Regions from separate parts of the Homo sapiens genome. Here region 2 is linked to region 1. Evidence: chromatin loops called from intact Hi-C (ENCODE). Cell type or tissue: endothelial cell of umbilical vein. All regions are shown on one strand. Links, peaks and the distances in the headings refer to the core of each region. The heading gives the core; the rest is flanking DNA.

What was found. Hi-C counts contacts between places; a loop is a spot of excess contacts. Peaks named below come from ENCODE experiments on the same cell type or tissue, not always from the same donor. Only the 100,000 strongest peaks of a DNase experiment are listed, where the experiment ranks them.
Region 2: it touches region 1 in a loop (3-fold over the local background); 2 of 110 quality-filtered maps call a loop at or near these places.

Annotation. Positions count from the first base shown.
Region 1 is chr9:22,032,408-22,043,263 of GRCh38, forward strand. It overlaps CDKN2B-AS1 (CDKN2B and CDKN2A antisense cis and trans regulatory RNA 1), which reads left to right. Exons shown (of 19, transcript NR_003529.4): 3 at 267-579. Among named protein-coding and RNA genes, the nearest start is that of CDKN2B, 29 kb to the left of the region's middle. In endothelial cell of umbilical vein, for the core only: a CTCF peak has its summit at 5,855 (motif pointing left); a DNase peak (open chromatin) is centred at 5,744.
Region 2 is chr9:21,960,185-21,971,040 of GRCh38, forward strand. It overlaps CDKN2A (cyclin dependent kinase inhibitor 2A), which reads right to left. Exons shown (of 3, transcript NM_000077.5): 2 at 10,718-10,856; 3 at 7,568-8,058. The coding sequence ends at 8,045. CDKN2A-AS1 (CDKN2A antisense RNA 1) reads left to right here and starts at 6,955. Exons shown (of 1, transcript NR_024274.1): 1 at 6,955-7,570. RefSeq lists enhancers at 2,725-2,869, 8,708-9,621 and a cis regulatory region at 2,795-2,797. In endothelial cell of umbilical vein, for the core only: a CTCF peak has its summit at 5,521; DNase peaks (open chromatin) are centred at 5,507 and 8,417; H3K4me3 peaks cover 722 bases; H3K27me3 peaks cover 4,659 bases.

The DNA.
Region 1 (10,856 bases), core at 1,079-9,078:
ACACAAAAGCAATGTCTGTATCTACAAAATGTCATTATTTATACTTTGTATCCACAGTGTGCTGCCTAGGGCTTCATGCCTGAGGTGCATCTGTAGAAGGTGCTCAACAAAGGCTTGGCTGTTGGTATTATTGAATCACTGTGGAGTTTATTCATTGTTGTCCATGCCATTTTGAGTTTTCATTTTTTTATTTATGGGAGTGTCTTTATTCTTTTAAAGAGCTTTGTTTGTACACTCATTTTCTCTCTCTCTCTTTTCTTCCACAGGCAATTTATAGCACTGATCTGTCATCAATACCACTTGCTGTCTTGGATGTGAAGATGATTTTTCCTGCAGGGATTCCCTCTACAAAATTAAAAACACTGGGCATGTGGAAATAATATTCATGCTTTAAATTGTCTTTTCTCTTCACTACACCAGGGGTCCCCAACCCCTAGGCCACAGACTGTGGCCCTAGTGTAGTGAATAGAAAAGACAATTTAAAGCGTGAATATTATTTCCTCATGCCCAGTGTTTTTAATTTTGTACTGGTCTGTGGCTTGTTAGAAACCAGGCTGCACAGCAGAAGGTGGGCAGCAGGTGAGCAAGCATTACTGCTTGAGTTCCGCCTCCTGTCAGATCAGCAGTGGCATTAGATTCTCATAGGAGCACAAACCCTATTGTGAACTGCACACGCAAGGGATCTAGGTTGTGCGCCCTTTATGAGAATCTAACTAATGGCTGATGATCTGACGTGGAACAGTTTCAACCCAGAGCACCCCCCACCCACCTGCAGAAGAATTGACTTTTACGAAACCAGTCCCTGGTGCCAAAAAGGTTGGGGACCACCGCTGCACTACACTACCTAAAAGATTTTCACTTTCACAGTGTTGCTTGCTTCTGTTTTACATGCACAAGTAGCTAAAGCTAGCCTTCTGGTAAATGGAGGGGCAGAGCAGATGGTGGGGGAGGAGTACATACGGACGAATTTGAATCACAATTTCCTCACTATATGCCAGCAAAATTTAATAATAGCACCTAAACATACACATGCATATGTAAATGAGTCACACTATAAAAACTTTTAACAAGTACTGGCAAGTCAGATGGCAGACTTACCCTGAAACCTGCCACTCCAATAAAAACCTCATAATTAAAAACAAGGCTGTCTATAAAGCATAACATATAATAACAATTATTTGCAACTGGTACAAGGCTAGATTAGAAAGTTGAAAGTTATCTTTCTCAGGTAAAAATGCTTTTCCTATACAGTATGCAGCCAGCAGATTATCATCCATAGTTTGAGTAGTGAGATGCCACTTGCTCCAACAATTAACACCTGCTGATGTTGGTCCAAGAAGAGACTGAGGTGATGCAGTTTCACCTGTTTTGTAAGAATAACGCTGGTGTTTGCCATCTATTGACAGAGTGCCTACTACGTGCCAGATGCTTTGTTGGCACTGAATGTGCTATCTCATTCCAGTTTCTTTATACTCAATGAAAAACCAACTACATTTATATTGCATTGAGGCTTAAAGTGGTTTACTGACTTGCTTAAGATTATACAAGTAGTAGGTGGCTACAGCAGGGTTTGAACCCAAGTATGCTTGATTCCCCAAACCATGCTTTTTAAAAAATCAAAGGTGTAACTTCGATAAAAGACATGAAGTTAATGAATATATGAAAGATGGTGAATAGATACAGATACAATGTGGCCTTAGGCCAGATCATGTTGAACATGTGGTGGGATAGATAAGAGAAGGTTCTTCTTTGTTGTTACCTGGTTCTCAATTGGTTATTACTTTATGTGCTTTCCATATTAAAATTCTATTATTCTGGTCTATAAATTCACCCACCCAGACTTGCCTAAACTAATTAAACCCTGAAGTTTGGCATGTCTCTTTTTTGGGGTGCCTCTATGATAGGTGGTAGAAATGAAAATGGAATTAAAAGTTTTGTGAAGCTATAGCACTACTTTTTCATTGTGTTCCCCCCTGACTTTCTGCCTTAGGTGTTTACTTTGGTGAGATATCCTGGGAGAAATTGAGGTGAAAAGAAGCCCGAGTTAGGATTAGGGAAGAGATGAAGTAGTCAATAAAATTCAAATTCTTGTATTCTGAAACGCAACTATTCTTTCTCCAACTTGGTTTTGGACAGAATGTCTTAGTGTAGCTGTTAACAAAGAAATTGATGACAATTAACTCCCATTTCTCAGAATTTCATCATTCTTTGAAAGTGTTTATCATACTCAATCTTCTAAAAATCCTTAAGGCATACTACAGTGTAGAGGTTGGCAAACTTTTTCTATAGAGGTCCTGATAGTAGCTTGTTTCGCTTTTGAGGGCCATCGAGTTTCTGTCACAACTACTCATCTCTGCTGTTGTAATAAAGACTCACCCATAGACAATACATGAATGAAGGAGTATCTATGTTCCAATAAGACTTTTAAAAATAAAATTAGGCAGCAAGACTGATTTGACATAAGGGTCATAATTTGCTAACCTGTGGTATAGTGAAAGGAGTTCAACTAGAGTTTGATTATGGCTGTGCCATTCTAGTTGGGTAGTTTTAGGAAAGTTATTTAATTTAGATTTGATGTAGTTTTCTCATATGTAAAATGGGGATAATAAAACCTGCTTCACAAGACTACTATGAGGAGTAAGCTATGTAGCTAAATATAGCAAAATATCTGGCATCTAATAGATGCCTAATAAATGGTGACTATAATGATTCTTATCATTACTGTATTATTTTAAACATTTATCTTTTTTTTTTAGGTTGTTGTCTAACTAAGGTATTTAGAGAAAATAAGTGCTGCTGAGGGCAGCTGGAACTGTTTTGCTGGTTCATCACTGAAATTCTAGTTCTTGTTGGTGCTTATTTCATAATTATGAAACTAATTCTTTTGAAAAGAACTTGAAGTAGAGCAACAAGAACTAAGATAGAACTAATACCATTCTCTCTCAGTTCTTATTGCTTTACTTCAAGTTCTTTTGAAAAGAATTACATAGATATGGGTGCATGTGTTTGTTTATTTTCCTTGTTGGGTAATCGTGAATATGTTGATTGGCGTCAAACATGGGTCTCACCTATACCCATGGCAGTAAGCTTCTATTGATTTGAATTCAGACTAGCCCTGGTGGCCCTGTGAGTGGGAAAGTCTAGGTGTGCCTAGCTTGGTCTGTGGTTCCACGAGGGGTTGGATGCATCTGTTCTACTTGTGGAATGTTGGCACCAATATATTGGCTGCTTCTCCGAGTATTTGCCTTTGTCTTCTTTGTGAAAGGTCACTGGCTGGTTTGAGCTATTGGGCTGTTTATGCCACATCCTGTGCATGCCACACTGGCTTTCTTTCTGTGGTGTTTCCAGAGATAAGTTTGCCTGATAGAAGTCAGACTCTGTGGCTTTTTATCATTATAGATTTTTCTAGAAGGAGAAGAGGCCATGATCACATCTGAGGATCCTGAGTCATTGTAGACATGTACTGAATTAAAGAGAATTTTTTGACTAAAGGAGAATTGCATCAATCACGGTGAAGGAGATGCCACAGGACAGGGCCTGAGGTGTTGGCTTAGCCACAGATGTAAGGGCTACAGTTAACAGACAACTTTCAGTTTCCACTATTGGAAGGGATGATCAGTCCTTCCCTCCTCTATTTTCTTGAGCCCCGTTTTTCACCTTTCTTTTTCTCTCTCCTTTCTTATCATGAAGAATAAAGACAAATGAGAACAGATCTACCTTAGGCTGATACAGGGCAGGGAATCCATTTAATAATAAAACGTGGGTCAAAATTCACTTTTCTCCTTTTGAATTGAAATTATATTGTGCATGGGCTAATTAGATTGAATGCTGTAAACATGAAGATAATGCTTGCAAAGTAGCTACAGAGAAAGAGAAAAAGCCTAAAACAACCAGTAGTGCTTAGGACCAATAGTATAAGTCTTTACACACTACATTTGAATAATACTGTAAGACACAATTCTTTGATAGGTTAAATAGCAAATCTAGGCCCCCCAAAATTATTTAAAAAATTGTCATTTTAATTCTAGAGGTATAACAACAGTGTGTAAGTTGCATCAAATAACAAAGTTAGTCTACAGCCTAAATTGTTTCGTCCTGCTTTTTTCACTTCTATGCATATTTTTATACTTCCATGCTAGAGCTACCTCATTCTTTTAAAATTGTGAGATATTCTATAATTTATTTGTATTCCCCTATTAATATATTTTTAGCTTATTAGTTTACTTAAAAAGATTTATGTTTGCCTTCTAATGTCAAAGTTAGGAGTCATCTGTCCATTTAACAGGTGGTGTTTTCTTGTGTAACTCCTCTGCCTTCATGCAAACCTTTGAGAACAATCTCTTGAAACAAGGCTAAAATGCCTTTGGAGAGGTATTATAGATGATCATATCTACTTTGTGCCTCTTTCCATTACTTAGCTGCATTAGAGGCCCAGCTGTGTAGGTGTAACTCAAAATCCACCAAAACTAATACTGTGGTTAGATTCTGGTCAAACAAGTTGCCATTAATCCAGATGTAGAATGGGATTGAAAGGTGGCTCTTCCACACCCTGACATCAATGTACCAGTTTGGCTCTGTGCATTCTTTCTCCCCTTCTCCCTTTACCACCCTCATATAATTGTTTGTGTACATGTCTGGTTTCGTCACTACGCTGATGGCAAGGATCATGCATGCCTTATTCATATTTGTGTTATTCAAGGATTCTACTCTGGGTTCTATTATGGGGCCTGGCCTAAAGTGGTTGTTCAAGAAATGTGTGTTAGAGAAATCATACATAAACTAGCAATTCTCATTTGGATTCCTGTATCTGAACAACTAACTTTCAGCTTCTTCAGTGGGATAAAGAAGAAAAATGGGGTTTAAAGTACATACTATTCAGTATTAATGTAGAATTTAACAGCTGCCATCCAAGTGCAGAATCCTCTGTAGTTTCCCAGTGTTAACCTCACTTCTATCTCTAGCCATGTCTCAGTGCTGGGTGACTCTCTCCTGGCATGTTCTGGCAAGACTCTACCTGGTTTGCGTAATCTACATCGGCTTCTAGTTTCCACAAGAATTGTTTATATGCATTTAATTTTAGCTCTTGGGCTATAACATGTCATTGTTCTTTTTACTTATCTCCTCTTACTTCTGGAAACAGGGCAGGCATCTTCAATACTTGCTGTTCCTGTTTGGTGTGCTCTTAGATTAATTTTAACTTTCCTCTTCAGCTTTCATGACACTTCAAGACATTTTCCAGTCATATTTCCTGTATAAGAAAATACAGACTATGTCACCACAAAGGGTAGTGGAGATTGGGGGGCATAATTTAATTCATTCAGGGAACTCATATTTTGGTGTGAATGGAAATTAAAGCAAGGTATTTGGATTAATTTACCTCATTTGGTTCTATATTCCATTTAGAGGATAACACATTAAGCTTTTATTCAATTTTATCTGTTATGGTCACAGTGAATCTGGAAAAAAATATATATGGGGCTTAGTTTTCATATTTAGGGGAAAATGAATATCCTAGAGAATAATAATAAAAGTTAGGGAAAATAATGTTTTCCTAAGAGTAGGCAATGAAAATCTGAAGGTACTCAAAGCAGTCTTGCACAAGTGCTTTGAAAAGCCTCTTGCACAATTTTATTTCTTTATAGTACTTACACAATCATATTTCATAATGACTTGCTATAAACAATGTTCTTGACAAGAAGCTTAAAGATACAAAACTGAAGGAAGCACTTTTGGGAGAAAATACTTTTATATTTGCTTACTTCTACACTACAACAGACATAAAATTATGGATTTTTTTTTCAGTGCAATTTTCATATGTCAGTTCTAGGAGACAGGAAATGTGAAACACTGTAGGAGGTATGAGTTTGCCACCTAGAGGAGAGAGGTGAAATTCAACTTTTCTCCAATTTCTTTAGTATAATTCATTAATTTATTTAATTATTTACTCGTTTAATTATTCAAAAATAATTATCTACCAAGCTTAACTATTTTGCCAGCGCAGATTTGATAAATCTGTTCAAGATTTATGAGCTCAAAGAAACCACAAAGTGCATCTTACTTTAATTGCTCAGCTGCCTCTTTTAAAAATCTTTTACTTTTAAGAGAGTATAGCACAAATATCTGAACAACTCTAAATATCCATACTTGGGATGGATATTACTTTGAGCTCTTGCACTATAATAAAACTTTATTCTTTTGTACTAATTCAGTCCTTTTACTTTTTCTTTTTTAATGTTTAAGAAACAAGTTGGATATGGACAAGATGTAATTTCTTCTGTCAAGGAACCCACAGGATAATAGGTTAATGATAGAGACCAACAATGCTGATGCATTTTTAATGACGGAGATAATGTCTAGAAAAAAATCCATTATTTGGTAAAGACAAAGTATGCATATGTATTCCTTTGTTTCAATTATTTTTAAAGTTAAAAAACAACTGCTTATCTCCTTTTGTACTACAAGCAATATCTGGTATAGTGTATGCATAGTAAGTATTCTAGAAATAGTAATTTCATTGTTGACTTGATTATATTGGAGTGGAACTTACTCTGGAAGAGATCCTAACTTTCATTTATCTGAGAAAATTTCCAGTTAGGACATGGAAATTTTTTCCTTGTCAATATTTATTCTTAATGTGTTTAGAATTTTAGAAAATGGGTTTAGGGATTTAGAAATTTCTTTACTAAATAACTCTAGGGAACAGTACCTTAAAAATATTCAAAATGACAAAAACTTAAAATGACATCTAATTTTTTAAGGCCAAGAATCATTAAAAAGGGATCCAAATCTTTAGACTTTGTTGCTCGGTGGAACTAGAATCATTAATATCTCAGTCAGGGGAAGCCATGTCAACTTACTGGTTTAATTTCCTGTGAGCTTCCCATGTTCTCTCCCTGCAAGGACCACCTCAAATCCCTCAGTAGTCCTGTCTTTATGAAACCAGTATAATTTTTCTTTTCGCTCTTGTCCTTCACCTTCCTGTGGCAACAAGAGTCAATTCTCCATATATAAATACTCGGCCCCTGTTTTAGCTGTGTCTTAATTGCGCAACATCTGTTTACTCTGTGTTTTAACATCTGTGTGGATAGCATTGTTGTTGTAATATTTTGACTGTAAGCTTCTAGGAGGTAGAGGCCAGCATTATTTTCTCCATTTTTGGAATGAGAAAATACAGATTACCACAATCAAAGTAGAATGGCAGCTTATAGTAGTTATTTGGATAATTTATATAGTCTCTTAAAAAAACAGATTATAGTAAGAAGTGGCTGAGCAATTAGCTATGGCACACTGCACGGTTTTTCTGACCTCTCAGCTCCTAAATAAACTTTGCCAAATCTTCAGGCCCTCAAAATTTTTTCATTCCATTTGTTATGGGCTGAATTGTGTTCCCCCGAAATGACTATGCTGAAGTCCTAACTCCTAGTGCTTCAGAATGTGACCTTATTTGGAAACAGGGTCATTGCAAATATAATTAGTTAAGATGCGATCTTACTGACATAGGAGAAGCTCCTAATCATGGTGTCCTTATAAAAAGGAGAATTTTGGCCATAGAGACATGCACTGGGAGAATGCTCTCTGAAGACTGGAGTTATGCTGCTAAAAGTCACAAAATTAACAGAAGCTACGGAAGAGACCTTGAATAAATTCTTCCCTGTAGCCTTGAGGGAGAGGATGGCCCAGCCAACTGCTAATCTCAGACGTCTAGCTTCCAGAGCTGTGAGACAATTTCTCTTTTTAGGCCACTCAGTTTGTGGCACTTTGTACAGCAGTCCTAGCCGACTAACACACCACTCTAACTGTTGATCAAGGCAAGAGCCTGTGATCATGTATTATCTTGCTTATTCCTTATCAGCATTCTATGGTGTAGATATTAGTGCCATCTATATACAAATTAGGAAATGGAGCCTCATAGAAATTAAATGACAAGTTCAAGGTGTCATGGCTATTTCATTATAGTGCCAGTGTTTGAACACAAATCAATTTGACTCCAAAACATCATTACTCTACTCAATTCTAGTTCAATCCAGATGTTCACAAACAACCAGACTATAGTGGAGATGTGGGTGGTGGGTTGAGAAGGAGATCATAACCAACATCAGACTGTCAGTGAAGCAGACTGGGAGAAGTTTTATGAAGCCAAGCAGCTGTGCAAGGTACAGTAGAGATGGTCAGATTGTTCATGTGTATGGATTCCATCTTCTGAGGAATGAACTCCTTGATATTCCTGAGTTAGTCCAGTTTAGGCAGGAGTAAACAGAAGGTAAACAGAAGATTGGAGACTGTGTGTGTGCACGAATGCCTCCTTTGTAGCTGGATGTCTAACATCATGATAGCCACACTCACATGAATACAGAGATACACAATTTACAAATTAATGTAACATAAAACTCCCATGCAGTCTGATTTCATCTTACTGACATTTCTGTCAGTCAGTGTTAGCATCTTAATTATATAAATGTGGAAACTGAAATACTCAAGAGGTTCCCTGACTTCCCAGGCCACACAGTAAGCTTTGGTGCCAGAATGTATCTCTAGGCTTTCTCATCTCAACCCAGCATTCATTATACTATTGCTCACTGCGTGTAGAATCAGATTTGATTTCTCTGACTTTTCTTAGTCACTTCTGTGGTTTTGTACCACTCCCTCTCTCACTAAATAACTGCCTGCAAAAGTAAAAATTTCCATGAAAACAGAAAACAAATGTACCAGAAATGTTGATGGTGTAAGAGATAAAACTGGGATAAAGAGAAAATGTGTTGGAAAGTGGTGTCCTTTAATGCAACAGAAAAGTATATTGGGAGAAAAAGAAAAGAGAGAAAAATAGACAATCTGAAGTGATGAGAAGAGCAAATGCTACAGATGTACCTGAACCTCTTCAGTAGGTGTGATCCTGAAGAGTTGTGTATAACAACAATGAACAAAAATAAAATGTACTGTGGAAATTGTCTAGCTGTTGAGATCCTCCTGTGCGATATTTTTCAAAGTGAAAACTCCAATCAACCCTAGCTTATTTATGGAGAAGACTTTGCCCCACAGTACCCAGAAAGTTTCTTGACAATATCATATATGCATAATAACCCTGAGACAATTTTTGTTTACCAGGAAAACATATAAAAGGGAACATTAAACTTTGTCTAGTTCTACTGCATAAACATGTGATAATGTGCATGGTGACCTTCTGTTGTAAATGGAAAGAGTTAAGCTCTCTGAATCTACTGCTGAAAGGTGAAAACACTTTCTTAGGGCTTTGAACTTCATTTGAAATCTTACTGAAAAAACACTACAGACTCTATTTTCTTTATATTTGAAGATACTTTACATAAAAATCTAAAGCATTTTGACTTATGTTTTCATCTACTTGAGAAGGAAACTCACAGACTCCAAAGCAACTGTTGTCTGTTTTGAAAAAAATTTCAGAAATCACCAGAAGCAATAGGGAGTGGCCTTGATTCCTGTTCTTGTATTTATGGGTAGCTAAAGTTCATATTTCTCAACATACCATAATCTCTGTGTAATTGGCCAAATTCCATGGTGGATAATTAGATCTAGCTTACCAGGGCAGATTTGGATGGTGAGAGCAGTCACACTGTTCTGGGAATATGTTAGCCAAGTTTACTATGTTTTACATGAGTTGACAGACTCACCTCACTTGCTGAAGGACTAGCCCAGCAGGTTCTACGGGTGAGATCACTGCTAGCTCATTCACTGCTGGGCCTGGTAGGCACAAGAGGCCAAGAAATAAATAATGTGAATTTGGGCTTCAGAAGTTCTCTTTCCTATTTTCTTTCCTAAACCCTTTCTTCTACCAGCTGTCTAGGGGCTAAAACATTTGTTCATACGTTTATTAACTAATTCAACAAATATTTACCAACCATGTTTCAGGCACTGGACACTAGAAATATAATAGTGAACTAGACATTTTCTGCCTTCAAGGGTCTATGAACAATTATAATATTCTGAAAAATATTACAATTCACAGAGCTCAGTAATCCAAATCCTTATTATTTCTGTCTTTAAAAAGCAGAAAGTGAAAAATGCTCTTAAAAGAGGATGGCATAGAAATGTATTTATGCATTGCAACAGATAAAATTAAGGAATGCATGAAGACTGGTTCATCTGTGTGGTTGTGAGTCAAGAATAAATCCCACCCTCCCTGAAGTACTCAGACTCTACCTTGCCCCATGGCCACCACTGTGGCCCAATGGAAGCACCAGTCCAGGGGGTCTCCATTCATGCTGTCTTTGGATGTCTTCAGAATGTTGTTTCACAAGTACTCAGACCCAACAGTAAGATTTTAAAAATTGTCCATAATATTAACCTTGGCATTATTATGTTAAAGAAAGCAAAACAGATATCACTGAGTTTACTTCTCAAAAAAACCTTGCGTTCCTGCAAAAGTTTCTTGAATTCTGACTCTTGTCACACAATCACACAAGAATGGCTATACTTAAACCCTTCTAATCAATTATATCCTTAATATGTATGACTGAGTGATGTGTTTTCATGACTATGAAATGTATACATGTTTGGAAAATCTATTCACAATAGAGTTTTATGATATTCCTGTTAACAGGCTGTCATTGTAACACTGTTTATGCAGGAATTGTAATTCTATCTGTTTTTATTTTTAGCGTCTTTTCTCTCCATCCCCCAAATTTTAAGGAGCTATCAGGTCTGTATTTTATTTGGTTTTGAAGTTTTAGGTTATTTGTAGTTATAATAGCCATATCAATTATTCATTTAGCAAACATGTATTGAGTGCTACTATGTGCTTAGATTTTTCCAATGTTGTGAAGGATAATTGGCTAAAACTTTTCCACTTTTATTAGTAATTTGAGAGTTTTTTTCTCCATGGA
Region 2 (10,856 bases), core at 1,553-9,552, 72 kb before region 1:
GAGACTCCAGACGCGTCATCTTAAGAGCTGTAACACTCACGGCGAAGGTCTGCAGCTTCACTCCTGAGCCAACGAGACCACGAACCCACCAGAAGGAAGAAACTCCGAACACATCTGAACATCAGAAGGGACAGACTCCAGACGCACCACCTTAAGAGCTGTAACACTCACCGCGAGGGTCCGCGGCTTCATTCTTGAAGTCAGTGAGACCAAGAACCCACCAATTCCGGACACACTGGGTCACTTTCTGACTGCACTTTCTTGAAGTATTCGTCTTTGGTCCTGTGGTAGTACCCAGTGGACAACCTCACTTGCCTGTAAACTACTTCCTTGAGGTATTTTCCCTAACAACGTGAAATACATTCCATTTCTCTGCTTGCTCTTTTCATGACTCTCATTTCAATGGTCCTTAGAAAACACTTTTTTTGATTATTATTCAGCTTTGTAATACTTATTTCTTCAGTTCCCCATCCATAAAGTCTTTGATTTAGAGGTCAAATCTGTTTTGCTTTACTATTCCTATCTAAAGCTTGAAAGTATGGTAATTAATAAAAACATTCCACATGTTAAATTAGCTTTAATGTTAGCTTTAAAAGAAGATAGCAGTTAATCAGTCTTGATGACGTAGAGGTTGACAGGTAGAAGGATCCTAAAATTTAATTCCTGGGCTGCTAACTTCAAATCTCATCTGTATCAACAGTTTTCTCACTTAAGTCATTAACATCGAAAATTATTTTATTAAATGATTTATAATTGGGAGAGTACTATTTCTCTTTCTCCCCACCTCCAGTTATGAGAAGATACTTATTCCCAGCTTTTTCTGGGTAGAGCTATTCAATTTTTTTTTTTTTTTTTTTTTTTTTTTTTTTTTTTTTTTTGAGATGGAGTTTCACTCTTGTTACCTAGGCTGGAGTGCAATGCTGCAAAATCTGCTCACTGCAACCTCCACCTCCCAGGTTCAAGCGAGTCTCCTGCCTCAGCTTCTGGGGTAGCTGAGATTACAGGTAAGTGCCCCCACGCCCAGCTAATTTTTGTATTTTTAGAAGAGATGGGGTTTCACCATATTAGTCAGGCTGATCTCGAACTCCTGACCTCATGTGATCCACCCGCTTCTGCCTTCCAAAGTGCTGGGATTGCAGGCGTGAACCACCGCATCCAGCCCAATTTGTTTTTTAAATCTTTTTGGCACTCTACCAAATCACGAAGGCTCTTCTTAGTTAGGGGAACAGAAGGGATTTAGTCTTAATAAATTTTTCTCCATGCCATGGGGAAGACTCTCTCAGAAGGTAGCATCTAGAACAGAACATTGAAAAGTTTATAAACAACACCAGTACTTCATACTTTTGTTTTATCTTCCCTTTGAGATAGACGTTTAGTCCTTTACTGTTATTACCTAGCACAATATCTGGCACACAGTAGGTGGCCACTGATTATTTCTTGAATGAAGTAAGGAATGAGAATATTACCTACAGAGTTAGAGCTCTGCGCATTACTTCCTTCCAGATTTCATACATCTTTTTTTAGTAATGAATGCAAACAGGCTCTGGGGCAGCTACATTATCCTTCTGAATCAAGACAGGGATTTCGCAATGCTTATTTTCAATTTCTTCAGAAATGCCTTAAAGATATTAATGGAGGTAACAACTTAATCTCAAATAGTAATCCATAGACAGAATATGTAACAGCAATGTTCTCTGATCTGTTCTTTGGCTTCTATTCCCTAGAGAAATAGTTCTCTAAGACCAAACAGTCTATAGATAGAATTGTAGCAACAGTCAATTATGATGTTAGCTATTTGAGAGACGGTTGAGAATTCAGAAAAAACTACTGAAATGTTGTAAGACAACTCACTCAAAGAACAGTTCAAATAGTGGAAAAGGGAAATGATGATGTATCCATTTATTTTGTTCTATTTTTTCCAATTTCATAGGATAGCAAATGCTGCCCATTTATTTATTTTTTTATTTTTCATAAGTTATTGGGGTACAGGTGGTGTTTGGTTACATGAGTAAGTTCTTTAGTGGTGACTTGTGAGATATGGGTTCACCCTTCACCTGAGTAGGATACACTGAACCATATTTGTAGTCTTTTATCCCTCGCCCCCTCCATCTCTTCCCCGTAAGTCTCCAAAGTCCATTGTATCATTCTTATGCCTTTGCATTCTCATAGCTTAGCTCCCACATATCAGTGAGAACATACAATGCTTGGTTTTCCATTCCTGAGGTAGTTCACTTAGAATAGTAGTCTCCATTCTCATCCAGGCCACTGCAAATGCTGTTAATTCATTCCTTTTCATGGCTGTGTAGTATTCCATTATATATATATATATATACCACAGTTTCTTTATACACTCATTGATTGATGGGCTTTTGGGTTAGTTGCACGATTTTGCTATTGTGAATTGTGCTGCTATAAACATGCGTATGCAAGTATCTTTTCCAAATAATGATTCCTTTTCCTTTGGGTAGAAACCCAGTAGTGGGATTGCTGGATCAAATGGTAGTTCTACTTTTAGTTCTTTAAGGAATCTCCACACTGTTTTCCATAGTAGCTGTACTTGTTTACATTCCCACCAGTGGTGTAAAGGTGTTCCCTGCTCACCACACCCATGCCAACATCTACTGTTTTTTGATTTTTTGATTATGGCCATTCTTGCAGGAGTATAGCATTGTGGTTTTGATTTGCATTTCTCTGATCATTAGTGATGTTGAGCATTTTTTCATGTTTGTTGGTCAGTTGTATATCTTCTTTTGAGAATTGTCTTTTCATGTCCTTAGCCCACTTTTTGATGAAATTGTTTGTTTTTTTTTCTTACAGATTTGTTTGAGTTCATTGTAGATTCTGGATATCAGTCCTTTGTCAGACGCATAGATTGTGAAGGTTTTCTCCCACTCTGTGGGTTGTCTATTTACTCTGCTGACTGTTCCTTTTGCTGTGGAAAAACTCTTTAGTTTAACTGGGTCCCAGCTACGTACCTTTGATTTTATTGCATTTGCATTTTGGTTCTTGGTCATGAAATCCTTGCCTAGTCAATGTCTAGAAGGGTTTTTCCAATGTTATCGTCTAGAATTTTTATAGTTTCAGGTCTTAGGTTTAAGTCCTTAATCCATCTTGAGTTGATTTTTGTATAAGGTGAGAGATGAGGATCCAGTTTCATTCTCCTATTATGTGGCTAGCCAATTATCCCAGCAACATTTGTTTAAAAGGGTGTCCTTTCCCCGTTTTATATTTTTGTTCGCTGTGTCAAAGATCAGTTGGCTGTAAGTATTTGGGTTTATTTCTGAGTTCTCTGTTCTGTTCCATCAGTCTATGTGCCTATTTTTATACTAGTACATGCTGTTTTGGTGACTGTGCCTTTATAGTATAGTTTGAAAGCAGGTAGCATGATGCCTCCACATTTGTTCTTTTTGCTTAGTCTTACTTTGGCTGTGCAGGCTCTTTTTTGGTTTCATATGAATTTTAGAATTGTTTTTTCTAATTCTGTGAAGAATGATGGTGGTATTTTGATGGGGATTGCATTGAATTTGTAGATTTTTTTGGCGGTATGGTCATTTTCACAATATTGATTCTGCTCATCCATGAGCATGGGATATGTTTCCATTTGTATGTTGTCTATTATTTGTTTCAGCAGTGTTTTGTAGTTTTTCTTGTAGAGGTCTTTTGACTCCCTGGTAAGGCATATTCCTAAGTATTTGATTTGATTTGATTTTTTTTTTTTTTTTTTTGCCGCTACTGTAAAAGGGGTTAAGTTCTTGATTTGATTTTCTGCTTGGTCGCTGTTTGTGTATAGAAGAGCTACTGATTTGTATACACTAATCTTGTATCCAGAAACTTTGCTGAATTCTTTTATCAATTCTAGTAGCTTTCTGGAGGAGTCCTTAGGGTTTTCAAGGTAAACGATCATATCATCAGCAAACAGTGACAGTTTGACTTCCTTTTTACTGATTTGGATACCCTTTTTATTTTTCTCTCTCATCTGATTGCTCTGGCTAGAACTTCCAGTACTATGTTGAAGAGGAGTGGTGAGAGTGGGCATCCTTGTTCCAGTTTTCAGAGGAAATGCTTTCAACTTTTCCCATTCAGTATTATGTTGGCTGTGGGTTTTCATAGATGGCTTTTATTACATTAAGGTATGTCCCTTGTATGCCAATTTTGCTGAGAGTTTTAATCATAACAGGATGCTGAATTTTGTCAAATGCTTTTTCTGCATCTATTGAGATGATCATGTGATGTTTTGTTTTTAATTCTGTTTTCGTGGTGTATCACATATGTTAAATCATCCCTACATTCCTGGTATGAAACCCACTTGATCATGTCATGGTGGATTATTTTTTGATATGTTGTTGGATTCTGTTAGCTAGTATTTTGTTAAGGATTTTAGCATCAATGCCCAACAAGGATATCAATCTGTAGTTTTTAAATGTGCTTTTCTGGACCGGCACGGTGGCTAAGGCCTGTAATCCCAACACTTTGGGAGGTCGAGGAGGGCGGACCACTTGAGGTCAGGAGTTCGAGATCAGCCTGGCCAAAATGGTGAAAATCCGTCTCTACTAAAAAGGTGTTGTGGCGGGCGCCTGTAATCTCAGCTACTGAGGAGGCTGAGGCAGGAGAATCGCTTGCACCCGGGAGGCGGAGGTTGCAGTGAGCCGAGATCGCACCACTGCACTCCAGCCTGGGCGACAGAGAAAGACTCCGTCTCAAAAAAAAAAAAAAAAAAAAAAAAGTTGTTTTCTGCTATTTCCTGAACTTTATTACGTAAATGAGACACGTGAGATCTGGAAGGAGGTGGAGGTGAAGACCCTCCCACCTGGCCTGCATCCAGAGTACTTGGGGTGTGGCACTGGCGTGGGCCCCAGGAAGGATCCCAGCCAGTTTTGGTGCTGGAGGCCCGGCCAAAGGAAGGGCTGCTCTCCCGTCCCGCGGGCTCCGAGGTCGCCGCACCCGGGCGCGCCTGGGCCTCGTCACCCGCGCTCGTGACGCGTGCTTACAAAGGAAACTTTTACAGGTTTCGGTGGGCAGGGCCTTTTATTGCCCTTCTGCTCCACAGCCCCCGTGCTTAATCGGTTGGTTGGGAGGTTTCTTTCGTCCGTGGTTTTGGAAAGTCCCCGCCTCCAAACCGCAGTCCCGCAGTCAGTTCTGCAGCCTCAGGGCCTCGAACAGCCATGCTTAGAATCCGTCCTTCTTTCCTGCTCCATCTACCCTTCCCCTCTGGCTTCTTTTTTTTCACTGGAGAAAGCCCACCCGAGTCTCTCAGCCTGCTTCGGAGGTTACTGCGGCCTCCTCCACGGGTAGTTCTGGGACCCGGGTCTAGTCCGCGGTTCCGGAGCAGGTCCCTCCCTGGAGTCGTCAGGCCCAGTATGCGTGTGCTCAGTGTGCTCGGGAAACACGCGTGGGCTTTAACAGCAGATCTCCATAAAAGGGTCCCGGAGATAGCCTCTGCCTGGCCCGAGGCCCAGTGCCTCAAAGCGGACGCCTTTGCGCTCCCGGAGGTGCTCACACCACAGCGGAGCCTGCTGGCGAGTGGAGCGTAGGACTGCGAACCAGCAATCTCCCGAGAAGCGGCGAGGGGGAGGGGAATGTCTGTGAATCGGTTATCCCTCCCACCCCCAGCAGAAGTCGGGGAAATGGGGGTGGAAGGGGGAAAAAGGGAGAGAACAGGAGTGGGGTTGAGGAAGGGTAAGGAGGAAGGTGAGCTTCCTACAGCTGCGGGGGAAGGTGGAGAAAATTTTCAGGGGGACAGCTGAGTGGTAGAGCTAGCGAGCTTCAGAGAAATGTTGACAGACAGATGCCCAGAAAGTGAGGATGCCGGGCATGGGCACTGCGTACCAGGCACAGGAGATATATGGAGGCAGGAAATTGGCACATCATAAGCATTTGACCATCCTGCCCTAAAACAAAACAAATTGAACAACAACAACAACAAAAGATAATAGCAAAAGTGGCACAGTAGTGAGCTCGCAGGGCCCATTCCTATATAGAAACACAGAAAAATAAGCAAAAGCTGCCAGAATTGACTTCGTGGGAACTCTGGGAAACAGTAAGAAAGTTTTACAGCAACCAAGTGAGTGCTGAACCAAGGCAAAGGTAACTGAAACGCAATGATAGAGAAGAGGGGCAGGGAAGTGTTGGGTAGACAAAGGCGGGTCCCTGGTAAGGGCCCTCCCCTGGGCCTGTGCCCACTGGACCTAGGTGAGGACAGGCACTCCTTCCTTCACGCCCAAATGTTGCATATCCCAAGACCACCCTGTCCCGCCACGCCCCCATCCTTTGCCTATGAAAACCCTGAGACCCTAGCAGGCAGACACACAAGCGGCTCTATGTCCAGAGGAACTCATCGGAGGAACTGGACGTGGAGCGGGGCACCCCAGCGGAAGGGAGCACGCCAGTGGAAGAGCACACTGACAGACCATAGGAGTCAGTCTGTTATATTATCATAGTATAATATTATAAAATTATTATAATACAATAAAAATATAAAAATATAAATAATGTAATAAATATGGATAAAAATAATAATTACATATTTATATTTATATGAGAACACTATGAATAATTTTAAGCCAAAAAACAACTCGATGTTCATCACTGGATGAGTAGACGAGCAATTTCCAGTATATTCATACAATGGAATATGATTCAGCCATAAAATGAAATGAGGTACTGATACATGCTGCAGCAGGAATGAACCCCCAAAACACTACACTTGGTGAAAGAAGCCAGACACGGAAGGTCACATATTGTATGATCCCATTTATAAGAAATATTCAGAATAGGTAAATCCATAGAGACAAAAGGAGTTTTGTAGTTGCCAGGAGTTGGAGGCAAGAAGAGTTTAACAGGTATGCTTAATGGGGCCTCCTATGCAGTTGACGAAAATGTTTTGGGCTAGATAGGAGTGATGGTTGCATAACATTGTACTAAATGCCACTGAATTCTACTCTTTAAAATTTTTAGTTTTATGTTATGTGGCGTGTACCCTAAAAAAAAAAATAGAGGTGCAGTGCTCCAGCACGGGATGAGGCAGCGTGGACAGGAGCATCTCCCAACCTCAGTGAAGTCTGAGCCGCGTGCCTGCAACAATCCCACTGTGGCAGAGAACCGCAGAGTTCCTTCCGGTTTGGCAGCAGTCATTCGCAACCTCACAGCCCTCTGGAACCCCAGCCTGGGGGTCTCAGAACGCCGAGGCGGGGACTGGGAGCCGAGTCGGATTCCGAGACTATGGGCCAGGGTTGGCTGGATTCAGTTACCTGGCTGAGGCCTGGTGAGCAAAATATCCCAAACCTCGCGTGATCTGGAAGGGGAAGCCGGATAAATACGGATCTCCAGATGTGCCAGTCTCGAGTCTATCGATATGAGGTCCCCCTAGAGTTTCTATTCATCATTTTAACCGCATTTCATCGATCTTGAGACACGGCTTTTGATATTTTATCACCTCAAGATAAATAGTGTTAGATGTCTAATAGCAGCGTTTTTCTAAGAGATACATGAAACAACAGTGTCAGAAACGATGCTGTCTTCCATGCGATGAAATTGTTGTAATAGGTGCTCAATAAATGTTGACAATAAATGAGTGAATGAATGAAAATTATTTTATTTTTATTTGAGCTTTGGTTCTGCCATTTGCTAGCAGTGTGACTCAAGAGAAGCCAGTAACCCCCCTGAGCTTCCCTAGTTCACAAAATGCTTGTCATGAAGTCGACAGCTTCCGGAGGCTGCGAGGCTCGCAAGAAATGCCCACATGAATGTGCGCTTAGGGCGTGAGTGCTCACTCCAGAAAACTCCAACACAGTGAAAAGGCAGAAGCGGTGTTTTTCTTTTTTACATTTTTATAAGAATATATAAAAAATGATATAAATGGACATTTACGGTAGTGGGGGAAGGCATATATCTACGTTAAAAGGCAGGACATTTTTAAAAGCTCTATTTTCTAAATGAAAACTACGAAAGCGGGGTGGGTTGTGGCGGGGGCAGTTGTGGCCCTGTAGGACCTTCGGTGACTGATGATCTAAGTTTCCCGAGGTTTCTCAGAGCCTCTCTGGTTCTTTCAATCGGGGATGTCTGCAGAGGGCAGAAAGAAAACAGGCGTTAGAAACCTGAGGTCAAAGATGTGTGGCACATCCCGCCCTCCTCTCTTGCCGTCCCTACCGGCATTGAAATACTTATGGATAAAGTTCTCGCAATGGCTTCACGTGCATGTACCCGCCGCCACCGCTCTCCCACACCTCCCTGGTCCAGCAGCTAGTCCACTGCCCGCCTGGCTGCTCCAGGCGCGCCGACCGCTCAAGCGCTCCAGGTCCACCCGGCGGAGGGCAGAGAAAGCGCGACCGCGCGGCCCGCAGGGTTGCAAGAAGAAAACGAGTGTTATATAATGAGTCTCAGTGGTTGCTCACAATGCCAGGCGCGAAGGCGTGAAGATGTGGCCTTTCCCTTCCCGCATCCCCAGGCATCTTTTGCACCTGGTGCGGAGTGAGCCAGCCAGCTTGCGATAACCAAAGGGCGCCTCAGGCTCTGGCGCTCCTCGGCGGAATCCCGTAGCTTCCCTACGCATGCCTGCTTCTACAAACCCACAAATGGTTTCCGATCATTTCTGAAACAAAATGGATGCTCATTTATTCATGTGCTCTGGCTTCTGCCTTCCTCTCTAATCTCGTTGCGTATGGGCTCCAGCTCGCCGTTCGGTTCTCCCGAGGCAGCATTTACACTTGAGAGTCTCAAGATTATTTTATTCCTGAGGGAGCATTTGCACTTGAAAGTCTCTTTTTACGTTTATTCCTGAGGCAGCATTTGCACTTGAGTTTCTTTCTCCCGTAGCTTGCATTAGATTCTCCGACCACTCTTTAGCTTCTCCTCCTATTCACACTTCATATTTACCCATTGCATTGGTTTTATAAACTCGCTCTCTGAAAATAGATTGTTATCTTCCTTAACGTCTGTTTCCCAGGTCGGGCAAGATAGCTTGGGACTGTAATCCCAGTACTTTAGGAGGAGGAGGGGGGATGATCGCTTGAGCCCAGATAACATGGTGAGACCTTCGTCTCTATTAAACAAACAAACAAACCCAGGCGTCGTGGCGTGCACCTGTGGTCCCAGCTAGTCGGGAGGCTCAGGTGGGAGAACCCCTTGAGCCAGGGAGTTTGAGGCTGCAGTGAGCTGTGATCGCGCCACTGCACTCCAGGTTGGGCAACAGATCGACTCTGTCTCCAAATGTAAACCCCATGAGGGCAAGACTCTTGTTTGGTCTCATTCACCTTGGCGTGCCCACCACCTAGAACAGGGCTGATCACGCAGTAGAATCTAACCATATAATTAATTGTGCTTGAAGAGGGGGTGTTGGGGAGTAAGAGAAGGAAGGGAGGAGGGAAGAAATGAAAGACTTGTGTGTTTGGATTAAATATATTAGGTTTGGTTAAGAGTCGTTCAGTTTATTCATTTGCTTGTGGCCCAATTCAGTAGTTTTACTCCCTCTCCCACTTGGCTCCTCAGGCTTTTTGCTCAGCCCTGGAACCGCGCTGTAATTGGCAGCTCCTTCTAAATCGGGACCCGGATGCTAGCTGTAACTGGAGCCGAAGTCTCCTTCTTCACCTCCCGGGACCTGGATGCTAGCTGTAACTGGAGGGAATTGGCGGGGGGGAGGGGAGGAGGGGCCGAGTAAAGAAGAACTTCGCGTCTTTAACTTCGAAGGTGATTTTGCGTTCTGTATTTACAGCATCTCCAAGCAGAGGGCTTAGAGCTAACTCTTCACCCTGTCCTCCCCAGCTCCCCTATGGCCCAAGGAGCCCAATGCCCCCGTTCTGGGCCAAAATAAGATGGATTTCATAATCTTCAAGGTCATGTTTTACCTTAAATATTCGTGTTAATTCCCGTGTACTGTTTCATATATCTATTTTGTTTCAAAAAAAAATGTTCCTCCCCCCAGAAACAATTGAGTAATGTTGGCAGTTTCAGCAGACAGCTGTGGGAGTAGGGAACTGGGGCCATGGAATGGGGGCGGAGGGAGGATGCTTTGAGATCACAAAAAGGAAAGGCAAGGGCAAGGAGGACCATAATTCTACCTTCATCGCTCAGCGATCTCTTGCACAAGTTTAAGAGGGAAAGGAGCCAACTCCGGTGCACAGACTGCCAGGGTCAGCGAAGTCTTGGTCCTGATGTCCCCAGAACCCCCTGGGGCAGCTCTGGAAAACTCTACCGCATAAAGCGGAGGGTCAGATTAGCTGAGGAGGGTCAGATTAGTTGAGTTGTGCAGAAGAGCCGAGATCGAGAGATCTCCAGATGATGCCACGCACAATTGGGTTTGGAAATCCTGAGGTTGGTCCAGCCAGCTTGGTATGCAAATGAGGAAACAGACCTGGTAAGTGGATGCAACTGGCCCTAGTTTGGAGGAAGAGGGGGCACTAGACCTCTAGCCTCTTGAGTCTTCATTGCTCCGCAGTCTAGGCCTTGAACTAGCAGAGGGTAGGTGTTTGGGTGGTGGTATGCTTTGGGAAGTATAATGTACAAAATGGGCTTTCACGTGCGCAAGTCCATTTCGGGATTATTTCCCATTTGCCGCCCTGGCGGGGCAGGGCGATAGGGAGACTCAGGCCGTCCCACCGATTGGCGCGTGAGCTGAGGCAAGACCGGAGACTGGTCTCCCGGGCTGAACTTTCTGTGCTGGAAAATGAATGCTCTGAGCTTTGGAAGCTCTCAGGGTACAAATTCTCAGATCATCAGTCCTCACCTGAGGGACCTTCCGCGGCATCTATGCGGGCATGGTTACTGCCTCTGGTGCCCCCCGCAGCCGCGCGCAGGTACCGTGCGACATCGCGATGGCCCAGCTCCTCAGCCAGGTCCACGGGCAGACGGCCCCAGGCATCGCG